Linked DNA regions of Mus musculus: region 1 is linked to region 2. Evidence: chromatin loops called from intact Hi-C (ENCODE). Cell type or tissue: heart. All regions are shown on one strand. Links, peaks and the distances in the headings refer to the core of each region. The heading gives the core; the rest is flanking DNA. Region 1 overlaps A730004F24Rik (RIKEN cDNA A730004F24 gene). Region 2 has its middle 44 kb from the start of Gm35201.

What was found. Peaks named below come from ENCODE experiments on the same cell type or tissue, not always from the same donor. Only the 100,000 strongest peaks of a DNase experiment are listed, where the experiment ranks them.
Region 1: it touches region 2 in a loop (4-fold over the local background); 1 of 42 quality-filtered maps calls a loop at or near these places.

The regions. Positions count from the first base shown.
Region 1 is chr1:186,507,119-186,512,501 of GRCm38, reverse strand. A730004F24Rik (RIKEN cDNA A730004F24 gene) reads left to right here. Exons shown (of 2, transcript NR_131158.1): 2 at 1-664. Among named protein-coding and RNA genes, the nearest start is that of Gm35426, 23 kb to the right of the region's middle. In heart, for the core only: a CTCF peak has its summit at 2,998 (motif pointing right); no DNase peak of the experiment used is centred there; H3K27ac peaks cover 1,412 bases.
Region 2 is chr1:186,179,578-186,184,960 of GRCm38, reverse strand. No RefSeq gene overlaps it. Among named protein-coding and RNA genes, the nearest start is that of Gm35201, 44 kb to the right of the region's middle. In heart, for the core only: a CTCF peak has its summit at 2,196; a DNase peak (open chromatin) is centred at 2,110; H3K4me3 peaks cover 228 bases; H3K27ac peaks cover 1,695 bases.

The sequences.
Region 1 (5,383 bases), core at 267-5,266, 330 kb before region 2:
GCGGATGCTGAGACAATATTATATCCACATATTAACAAATGATACAATCTAGAATCACCCAAGAAGAGGGTCTCAATGAGAGATTTTGCCCAGGTGTCCTGTGACCATGTATGTGGGGATTCAACTTGATTACATTAATTGAAGTTGGAAGGTTTTCTTATCGTGGGTTCTAGACTAAGCTTTTGCATGAGGATTTGAGCAAGAAGAAGAGTTCCAAGAAGAGATGTGTATTCCTAATTTTTTTGAATGCTTGGACAACATGGAGAAGTCACACCAGGCTCATGAAGAACTCGATTTTCTGGGCATGGGTCATGGACAGCGGTGTAAGAGTAGAGAAAGCAATGAGTGCAGGTTTGCCCACTTTTATTTCCCCTCAGCTCTGGATTAGCTATGTCTACTGAGCAAATATGTAATGATGTGGCTGGCTGCTTTAAATTCCTGCCTAGACTCTCCCCTGTGATGGACTGTCACCTGAAACTGTGAGGCCAACCAAGACTTTCTTTCTCAAAGTTGGTTTTGTTAGAGTACTTTAGCAATGCTATCTGGAAATGAAATGAAAACAACTACTATGTAAGATATTAGTAATGTCAATTAACCATTACAAAAGCTTTGAAATTGTCACTATCATTATGCTCATTTTAAAAGTAAACCCATATCCATGACTTAGATTTTCTCAATTAGAAATCTGCTTTTCAGTTAACTAGGATTCCTCTTCCCAATGTCCTCTGCACTTAAGACACTCGAGTTGCTTGCACTTCTGTGATGGAATGCCCAATAGTAGCAACTTACAGGAAGATTGATTGTCTCAAACTTTGGAGGATTCAGTTCATCTTGGTGGGGAAGCCACGATAGGGCAGTTTAGTATACATCTTGGATGGCTGGGAAGCAGTGTGAGAAGTGGCCACTCCCAGGAACCCACCTTCACTGACTAACCTCCTCTGACTAGATACGGAAAATCAAAGTTTCTTGACCATCTCAAATACCACCACCAGCCAAGAATTAAGTGTCAAAACCATGAGTCTATAGTGGACATTTCAGGTTCAAGCCATTACAGTGTGGTGGGGCTGGGCTTTGGTCAATGGATGTAGCTGGAAGGATTGGGTGGCAGTTTCAGAGAACTTGACCTAAATAATATTCCTGCTCTACTTCACTTTTAATTACACCAACTCTCACTCTTATCTCCACCGCAACCCCCTCTAAGATCCCAGAAACGGAGATTTGAATCCTAAGGCTCTAGAGACCATGTTGAATCTTGAGGAAGAGGCTCAGCCCTTAGGGCTGCAAAGTTATCCTTGAGACCACCATAAAGCCAAGTATTTAAGCTATTCCCTTAAACAGCACACATTCATATGACAGAGCCATAAAGCTTTCTAGTGTGTAACATGGACCCAATGTTAACAATAGGAGGATATTGTCTAAAAGCACATCAATATTAAATGAAACATCTCAGTTTTCCCATCTGGAGCGGCCCAAGCCCATCACCACTGTGTCAGACTAACCTCAGGGGAAAAGAGCTCTTTTCTCTACAGCACTGGGTGTTTAAGGTAGATGTGCTTGGTCCTTGGAGACAGTGGGCATCCTTTCCAGTTAGTCTGTTCTAATTATGTTTGACTAGGGCAAGTAATGAATTGGTTCTAGACAAGCACATGCAAATGGATGTCAGTCAGAAGGAAGAACTCATGAAGGTCGGTTCAACCTTCATTTTCATTCTTCTAATGCCTGCACAAAGTGGACTAGGAATACCAAAGCTCTTGAAGATTTGCATGAAAATGATCTCCAGCTGCCCTGGCCATTTGTGTGAAGGAAGTGCCCTTGAAGGCCTTGCTATGCGGCTGTGTCTATGTCTATGCAGGAAGCTGCATTGCTGGGGGCTGCATATGCATTCCATCACCCACACAGTTCAGATGGGGGAATCACATGACAGTTCTTTGGCTATTTAAAGTAAGTGTGAGTCTTAATTATCTTCAGAACACTCCAGTGCTATGCAGAGCACTAATCAATAAGACAATAATTGGGTGCTTTCTCACTGCAGATGATGAAGCATGGAGCCTGGGAGACAACTTGACTTCACATGCTACCACTCCAAGAGAATTAATTAAAAAAAAAAAACCAAACCTATTAGGTTCCTAAGAGCTCATCAGAGATACATGATAGTTATAAATATTGATGGTTTCATGTATGGTCAACAGCCATGCACTATACTGGAAAATATCATTTATATAAAAATAAAAACCAAAAAACAACAACGAAAAAATAAACCAAACCAGGGCTAGAGAGATGTTTCATTGGTAACGGTGAATGCTGCCAATCCAGGGAGAGAGAGGGAGGGGGAGAGAGAGAGAGAGAAAGAGAGAGAGAGAGAGAGAGAGAGAGAGAGAGAGAGAGAGAGAGAGAGAGAGAGAGTAAATCAACTTAAGGGGAAAAAAGAATAAATCAAACCAATAAAACAAAGTAATATCAATCTGTATGAGTAGTTATATCAATAAATAAACCAGACTCCTAGGAAGAAAATTCTCAATTTTCAGAGCTTTATAAAGGTTGATCTGAAACAACACCAAGGTATATTATATTTCTCTGTGGGATGGTGACTATCACAAAGAATTGTGTTTTCTAAATTAATTTTTTTGTTGGTGATATCATTCTTATCAAAGTTATATTACAATTTTATGAATAAAATAACTCCAAGGCACAACTACTAGAAGAACCCGAATGACGTAGTCCTGAGTTTGGAATCACACTCAGTGGTTGAGGGCTTGCTGGGAGTGCATGGGCTTTGATATTGTTGTCATAGGAACAGTAGGTGTGAGGGGTGAGGGGTGGAGCAGAGTGGGGGGTTTCGGGAGGGAGGGTGGCGGTTAGGAAACTAGACAGTCCCAGGAGGCGTTTAAAAATATATATTATGTTTAATTTATGTATGTGGGTGTTGTTTTGTTTGTATGTCTGTCTGTGTACTGCATGCATACCTGATGTCCATAGAGGCCAGAAGGGCCAGAAGAGGGCACCAGATCCCTTGGAACTGGAGTTACAGGTGGTCGTGAGCCACCATATGGATGCTGGAAATTAAACCCGGATCCTCTGGAAGACCAGCAGCAGATGCTCTTAACCTGTGAGCCAGCTCTCCAGCCCTGAGGAGAGCTTTGCTTTCATGGCCCTGAATGACTTAAGCCATGAGTTTAGCATCAAACATCTCTGTGTGTTTGTTTTTGTGTCTGAGTGCCTCTGTGCTATGGCTGCATGTGGTGTCTGTATGTGTGATTACCTCTGTGCTGGGGCCGGTATGTGGAATCAAAAGACAACCTGAGAGTCAGTTTTCTGCTTCTACCATGTGAGAGACTTGGGGTTGAGTTCAAGTCATCAGGTTTCACAGCAAGCACCTTTACCTGCTGAGCTATCATGCTGACCTAGAGAACTTTTATTATTTTTAAATTATTATTTACTTTTACTTTATATGTGTGTATCTATAAGTGCTTTGCCTGCATGCATGTATATGGACCACATCCATGCCTGGTGTCTGAGGAAGTTAGGTCACCTCAAACTGCAGTTACAGACAGATGTGAGCTGGGTCCTGGGGATTGAACCTGGGTCCTCTTAAAAAGCAGTAAGTGCTCTGAACCATTGAGCTATCCCTCCAGCTCCCACTATCACCCCAACACACTTGGTAGTAATCTGGTCAGGCCTCTGACAAATGCCACTGCACAGTCTCCATACACTTCTTTCGTAGGCTTCAGTGGATTTCCCAAAACAAAGTTTCCAAGAGACTAGGCATCTTCTGGTCCTTAGTGACAGAGTACATCTGTCGACAGGGTCCCTGCTTCCAAATGTTGCTCTTTTCTGAAAGAAAACAGAAGTGAGTGCAGGAGTAGCAGCCTCAGGCCTGAAGCAGAGAAGTCAAACAATGAGTCTTTTCTATGAGGAAATAGGAAAGTGTTAGGAAAGTTCCCGAGAGTAACGGAAAGTGAGGCCCCACGAGAACGTCCACAGTGAGCCCTGCACAATCAGGAAGTACTGTGAATAAGTCTTTGCTGAGCCGGAGAGACCCTAAAGGGGGAAGAAAAGCTGGAGGGAAGCCTCGTCTGTTTTGCTGTCTGTCTGTTTATATTCTGGTAACTTTCAGATAAAAACTGGTATTTACAGAATGAAGCATGACCCGAGAAAGCCCTCGTGTGCCACCTGGATCAAAACCAACCGCATGGATCGAAACCAGTTGCATTCAAAATCTGTTGGGTAGCAGATACTTAGCCTCAAGTCATCTTCTCACAGACTGCATATTAACAGTTATAAAAGGACCCCGAACCAGAGACCTTTGGCCAGCAGCAACTTATTCAAGTATGCATCCCCAAAATGGGACCAGCTCCATTGCTGTGCCTTTTGATGAAAGACACATGCTGCTCCAGATGTATCCCTGAGAGAGAGTCCATTGCCTGCAACCCACCAGGGAGCAACGACCAGACAGAGTGACTGGAAGGGCAGCAGTGGTGGAGGTAGCAGGAGTAGGGACAGCAGCAGCGGCTGGTCCGCAGCACAATCAGTCTGTGTTCTCCCAGGAACTGTGTTTCCTTCACATCTTTCCCATTCAATAAATCTTCTGGTTCTGCTAATTTCACCTCTTAAATATTACTAAAATCCATCCACTGCCCCTGACTCTGTTACGTCATCTCACCTAATTGCTAAAACACTTGCTGGCCGAGGTCCCTTGAATCCATGCTTCTTTGCAGGTTAGCCTGAGTGATCTGTCTATAACATAAATCCGGTCAGGTCATGCCGCTTTCCCGCGGTAAGGGTCTCTACGGTACTCAGAGTGAGTGCATCTCTGTAGACACAAATCTGTCTGACGAAACCCACCCTGACCTGGCTTCTGCTTTGCTTTCTGTCACCTCCGCCTTGCCTTCTGTGTTCCTCTGCTTCTGTCACCAGTGTATGCTCTTGTGACTTGCTGTCTTTGCCGTCTCTGAGCTGAGGAAAGTTCTGGTTTTGTTGTTGTTTTGGGTTTGTTTTTCGTTTTATGTTCTTTTTTGTTTTAAATAAGATTTCTTGATTTTATTTTTTATTTATCTGCGCATGCATGTGTGCTTGCATGAATTTATGTGCACTATGTACCCGTGGAGGTGTAGCCAGCCCCTGGACTGTAACTGCCCCCTCTCTGTACATGTGTGTGTTTTATACATCTGTATGCATATGGTGTTCATGAAGGACAGAGGAAGAGATCAGATGTCTTCTTTATCACTCTGTACCTTATTCTCTCAAGATAGGGTCTCTTTTTGAATCTGGTCCTAAGATGGCAGCCTGTACGCCCCTGTAATCCCCCTGCCTCTGTGCCCTCACACCGGTTACAGGCACAAACATGCAGATTTTTACCTATATTTGTACATGTGTTTACTGAGGT
Region 2 (5,383 bases), core at 72-5,071:
TGTGTGTGTCTGTGTATCTTTGTGTCTGTCTGTGTGTATCTGTGTATGTATCTGTGTGTTTGAGAGAGAGGCAGAGAGAGAGAAAGAGAGAGAGAGAGAGAGAGAGAGAGAGAGAGAGAGAGACTTTGAAATAACTTGTAATTTAGTTACATTTTGAATTTTAAAAGCAGAAAAGATTGGCCAGCTATCTGAGGTAAGCTGTATAAGATTCCATTTCTAAAATAGTGATAAAATTCTTTAATGACGTTTCAGAGTAATTTGCACCAAAATTTGTTAGTTTCATTTTACTTTCTTAGAAGGAGTAATTATAAGACTAAATGAAAACACACATGAACGAAAACTCCTGACAAACCAGAATAGTATTTCCAGGGAGAAATGATGTCTAAATAAGATGGCTTCCATATCCCCATGTGTTATAATATTGCAAATATTTATGCTCAAGGTTTGCATCTGTGTGAGGAAAATAGAGTCATGAGGAGAATCAAACAGTTGTTATTACTCTTTGGTTTGTGTTTTAAAGACACACACGCACGTGCAGACACACACACATCACATATATTTCCTTTTTGTGTCTGGCCGTTTTTGATATAGAAGACAGTGTCAGGGGACTCTCTGGGACTAAAGTTATATACAGATGTTCAAATTATAACACTGAAACATGGGAACAGTTTTGTTCCCATCCTTAGAGACTGGCCCTGGCTCTCTACGTACAAACTGATGTACTCAATTCCTGATTTTTTTTTTTTTTTGGTTGAATTGTCCACATGCATTATAGCAGTTGAGGGATTTTATTCTCATATCTAAACCTGTTGTCAGAAACAACTCTTGCCTTGTGCCCTGTGTTTTGTTCAATGTGAGGTGCCTGAGTTCCCTGGGCAAGCACTCATTGTTCAACTGGATCACCAGTCTACAGAGAAAGCAGCTCTGTGACCAGGCTGAACTGGCTGACTAAGGAGCAGAGATATGAAGCTATTCCAGGGGCAGAGAGAGAGAGAGAGAGAGAGAGAGAGAGAGAGAGAGAGAGAGAGAGAGAGAGAACTATGTAAAAGTAAAAGCAAAGGAAAGTGGGGGGAGGAGCGGGGAGGGTTCGGCAGCCAACAGCTTCGATGGAGAAAGCTAAGTTCAGAACCAGTCATCCAGATTGGTCTGCGGCTGCTCACAAGAACAGTAAGGTTTTCCTTCCTTCTCTCTGAGTGGGAACAGTGTCAAGACAGGCATTTGTACATGATCGTTGCAAAGGGCAAGCAGAATAGCTCAGTGGGTAAAGAGCTTGCCAGGCAAACGTGAGGACCAGAGTTCAGATCCCCAACCCCTTAGTAGAAAAGTCAGGTGTGGTGTCATTCTCTGCCCTGAGGAGCAGATCTAGGCAGGTGCCTGGGGCTTATAGACCATTTAGACTCATTGGTGAATTCCAGCGCCCATCGAGGAGGGAATTTGTCTCACAAATCAGAGTGAAGGATGCCTCGCCACCTCCCAGTGCGGAAACATGTTGCCACGTTATACAAACCGTCCCTTTCTCTGCCTGTCCATGTGGTTCATCTGCCCTGTGCATCTCAGAACAAAGAAAAAAAAATCTTGCAGGCTGGTTGTAAAGGTTTTGTTCACAGAGGCTGGCCCCAGGGCTAAATGGGTGAGTCCTGCCAGCCACCAAACCTAGCCTGTATACCTGTATACACGTGCAGCATTTCTCTAAGCAAACTGTTTCCTTAATATGGTAAAATCTGCGGCAGCCAAGGGGAAAAACCTGTGATCTCAGAACCCAAAACTGATGACGGAGTCACAGCCCCATATTCCTGAAAAGCACTCAGGCTTTCTTTCTGATCAAACCAGAAGCAAGCAGGAGAGCTGGGGGATGGGGGCGTGCTGTTCACCGCTCACTCTCAACAAACTCTTTCTCCCGTGAGGCAGAGAGCACAGTGGTTTAATTCACAGCTTCTGGGGCTTTTAAAAAATACTAAACCATTCAAAAGTTTTCTATACTAACCAGCGTATCTAAAGATCCACAGGGATAAATAAACGCGGTGAGCTGGCAGGGGCCTTCGGTGGCATAATGACTGCTGGTTATAAACAGTAAACAAGATATAATCAGCAAGCACAGACGACTGCCCAGTCACGCGGGGCATAAATCATTAGCCGAATGACTTCAGCAGCACTGTCTCCGAAGCAAAATTAAGCCGACGGTTCCCCCTGTGGCAATAATGAAGTACTGTAATGCTGGCATAAATAAATAAGTAACCCAGAGAAGAAGGCTTTGTTGTGCCTTGGAAATGATCGAAGGTTAACGTCTCATAAATAACTGTGTAGCGCAGCTCTCATCTCGGGGAAGCCCTTTGCAGGGGTCAGGAGTTAGGGAGGACGTTGTTGTCTACTCCTGTAGACATGGAGATAGGCACGGTGCCTGCTCCCACAGTCCCTGCAGCTAGCGTGTGCTGTAGGTAGGGCATGGAGTCGCTGACATATTACCAATCTCAAAATGACAAATTTCTCTCTACTGTAAAGGCAGATATCATTCACTGATTCAGAAAGAGCCAAAGAAATGCTAAGCAGAACACAGGACAGAGAGAGGACAAACCTCTAGCTGGCCAGGGGCTCTCAAGCTAGATTGCCAACGACCTGAAAGGGAAAAATTTTCAATTCTGACTTTGGCCACAGGACCCAGCCATATGTCTTCCACATTCATTTTGCTGAGTGCCAAAGTTCATTTAAAAAAAAAAAAAAAAAGAAAGAAAGAAAGAAAAAAAGAACTGGCTAATCACTTGTTCCTCTTGGATAAGTGAACTTGGCTATGGGACGTGATCACACAAAAAGACTCCAGGGAACATCTTGATCCCTGGCTGTGCTGACTCAATATCTTGTATTTCTCACTCCAATTTCTTTATCTGTTTTACGAAGTCAATATAGCTTTATCACCATCTCTGAAAAGGAGAGATCTGGGCGAACTGCTGTGAGCTCGCTGACTTGTAAACACAGCCACATTTGTATCTTTTCACAGTGCTGGGCTTTATTAAATAACAATCAGCTAGGTTGGTTTTATTGGCAACATTTGTCAAGGAGTCCCAAAGTCTCCAGGTAGCTGGCTGAAGAAATAGGTTCTTTTATTCTAAGCTCAGATCACACATTACAACAGCAATTATACCACACACACACACTACACAGTAAATATATCAATACTATATAGACATAAAACTTATGTTAGGTTACACATGGCTACCACTGCAGAATTCTACACTGTACAAATAGCAAACAGAGAGAACAGTTAAAACAGACTGTGTCACCAGTGAAGGCAAATCAAGCTGAAGACCCTGGGATGCTGGAATGTTCCCTGCCTGTTGTCCCTTTAAAGCACACACAAGGTATCAGGTGACAGATCAGCAGAGTCACCACTGTACATGGCAGTATTATATGTTCCAGGTGAGGAAGTTTCCTCTTTCCTAAGGCTGGGTGCTTTCCTGATATGATTGAAATAAGCTCATGTGCTTAGATCATCTCAATGTACCTTAATTACATATGGTAGCATGTTTTCTCCTTCCAGGAACCAATCATTCATCAGCCTGTGCCTCATTGGCTGACAGAGCGAGCCATTTGTATGTACACTGAAGTGCGCAATCATCCTTCATCTTCAGTCTGGATTCAAAAGCTGCAGGTGAAACAGTCTCTCTCAAGGCAGGGCACGGACCACTGTTTTGCACAACATGGGGTGACTGGAGTGGGGCCGAGCCTGATTCAACACTGGCTTAGTGTCTTTTTCAAATGTCTCAATAGTAGAGTTTACTTTAAAGTAGCATTTTAACAATTTCCACTGGTTCTAGGTTCCTACCTGTGGGGAGACTTCTCTTCCACAGCACAGCGTGCCATCTGTAAAGTGAGCTACCAGCTTCAGGGTCTCTTTAAGTAAACTAAGATTATGTCTGATTTGATGGGACAGGGACGCAGCCTACAGTTTTACAGATGGCTTTCACAGGGCAGACACTTCAAAGGCTTAGATTCCTAATCTTGCCCTTCCTTCCCTGCCCCTTTCTATTTTGATGCTTCAAACAGATTGGCATTAACAGATCAAAGCCTACGCTCAGCAGGTCTGACTGTGGTTATGATAGCTTTGCCTCTTTGAATATCTGCATCCTCCTTTATTAATCTATAATGAGAAAATATAAACGGAAGGTTCATTACCTCTCTGTCCTTATAGGAATAAGGCTTCAGTTGGTGAGTTATGTAACCTCTGAGCTTACATTTCCTTGGATGAAAAGATCACCCACGTGCTTGACTGTGGAACAGAAGTGAACATTTGAATGAAATGGCAAATAACACATCCAACGTATGTTCAAAGACAGGTCAAAGCCAGATTGAGGGCAAAGCCAGTATAGTTATGAATAAAACATTGTTCACCTCTTCTCCCTGCTCACCTCTCCTAGCCTCTCCTCCCTTACACTTTCATGATCTGCCTAATTTCTTCAAGAACCCTATGAATCCATGAGGGTCTCCCTTTATGTTCAATTTTGGTTGCTCCCATCGCCTGTGATAGTTATGACCAGTTCAGGCCAATGCCAACAAGAGAAATAGGAATGATACCTGTTTCAGGCTAAGAGTGAACCAATCCAGAACCAGCTGGTCCAGATGGATTGCCAGGGCTATGCTCTACCAGGCCAAAGGATCTTCCAACCTGAACACTCATTCAAAGATAGTAGCTGCCAGGTTTGGCGAGGCATACCCATTATCTCAGTACTCAGGAGGCTGAGGAAAGAGGATTGGAAGTTCAAGGCCAATGTGTTATATGCAAAAATATTGTACCACACAAAATAAAACCCACAATCAAAACATAGTTATAACAATAAGTGATTGCTACCAGGGAGTACTTGAGATCCTGGTGCACTCCATAGCACTACCAACAAACAAAAATGAATCTAGCAAGTACAAGCATAAAACATTAGTACCACTCAAAGCAGATCAAATATCTAATAAACTCTTATTAATACCAAAACATATAAAGAAATATCATGATATATTCATAAAAAGACACTAGCCCAATTCAAAAGTAGCAAAAGGTTTTATAGACTTTCCTTCAGAGAAGAAACACAAATGGCTACCAAATACATGAAAACGCATGCAATATCATTAATCATCAAGAAAATGCAAACCAGATGTGGTGGTATAACTCAGGGACTAGAGGCAGGAGAATAAGGAGTCCAGGGCCAGCCTTGGCTAAATATTGAGTTGGAGGCCAGAAGATACTGATCCCTTCCCCAACAAAATGAAAAATAAATCCATAATCCACCCCATCAGGTCACACTTGCTAGCATAACTGCAATCAGAAAAGCAAGCAAGAAAAATGACAAGTCTTAAAGATGATATGAGAGTTTTGGTCTCTACACACTGATAGAATGCCAGT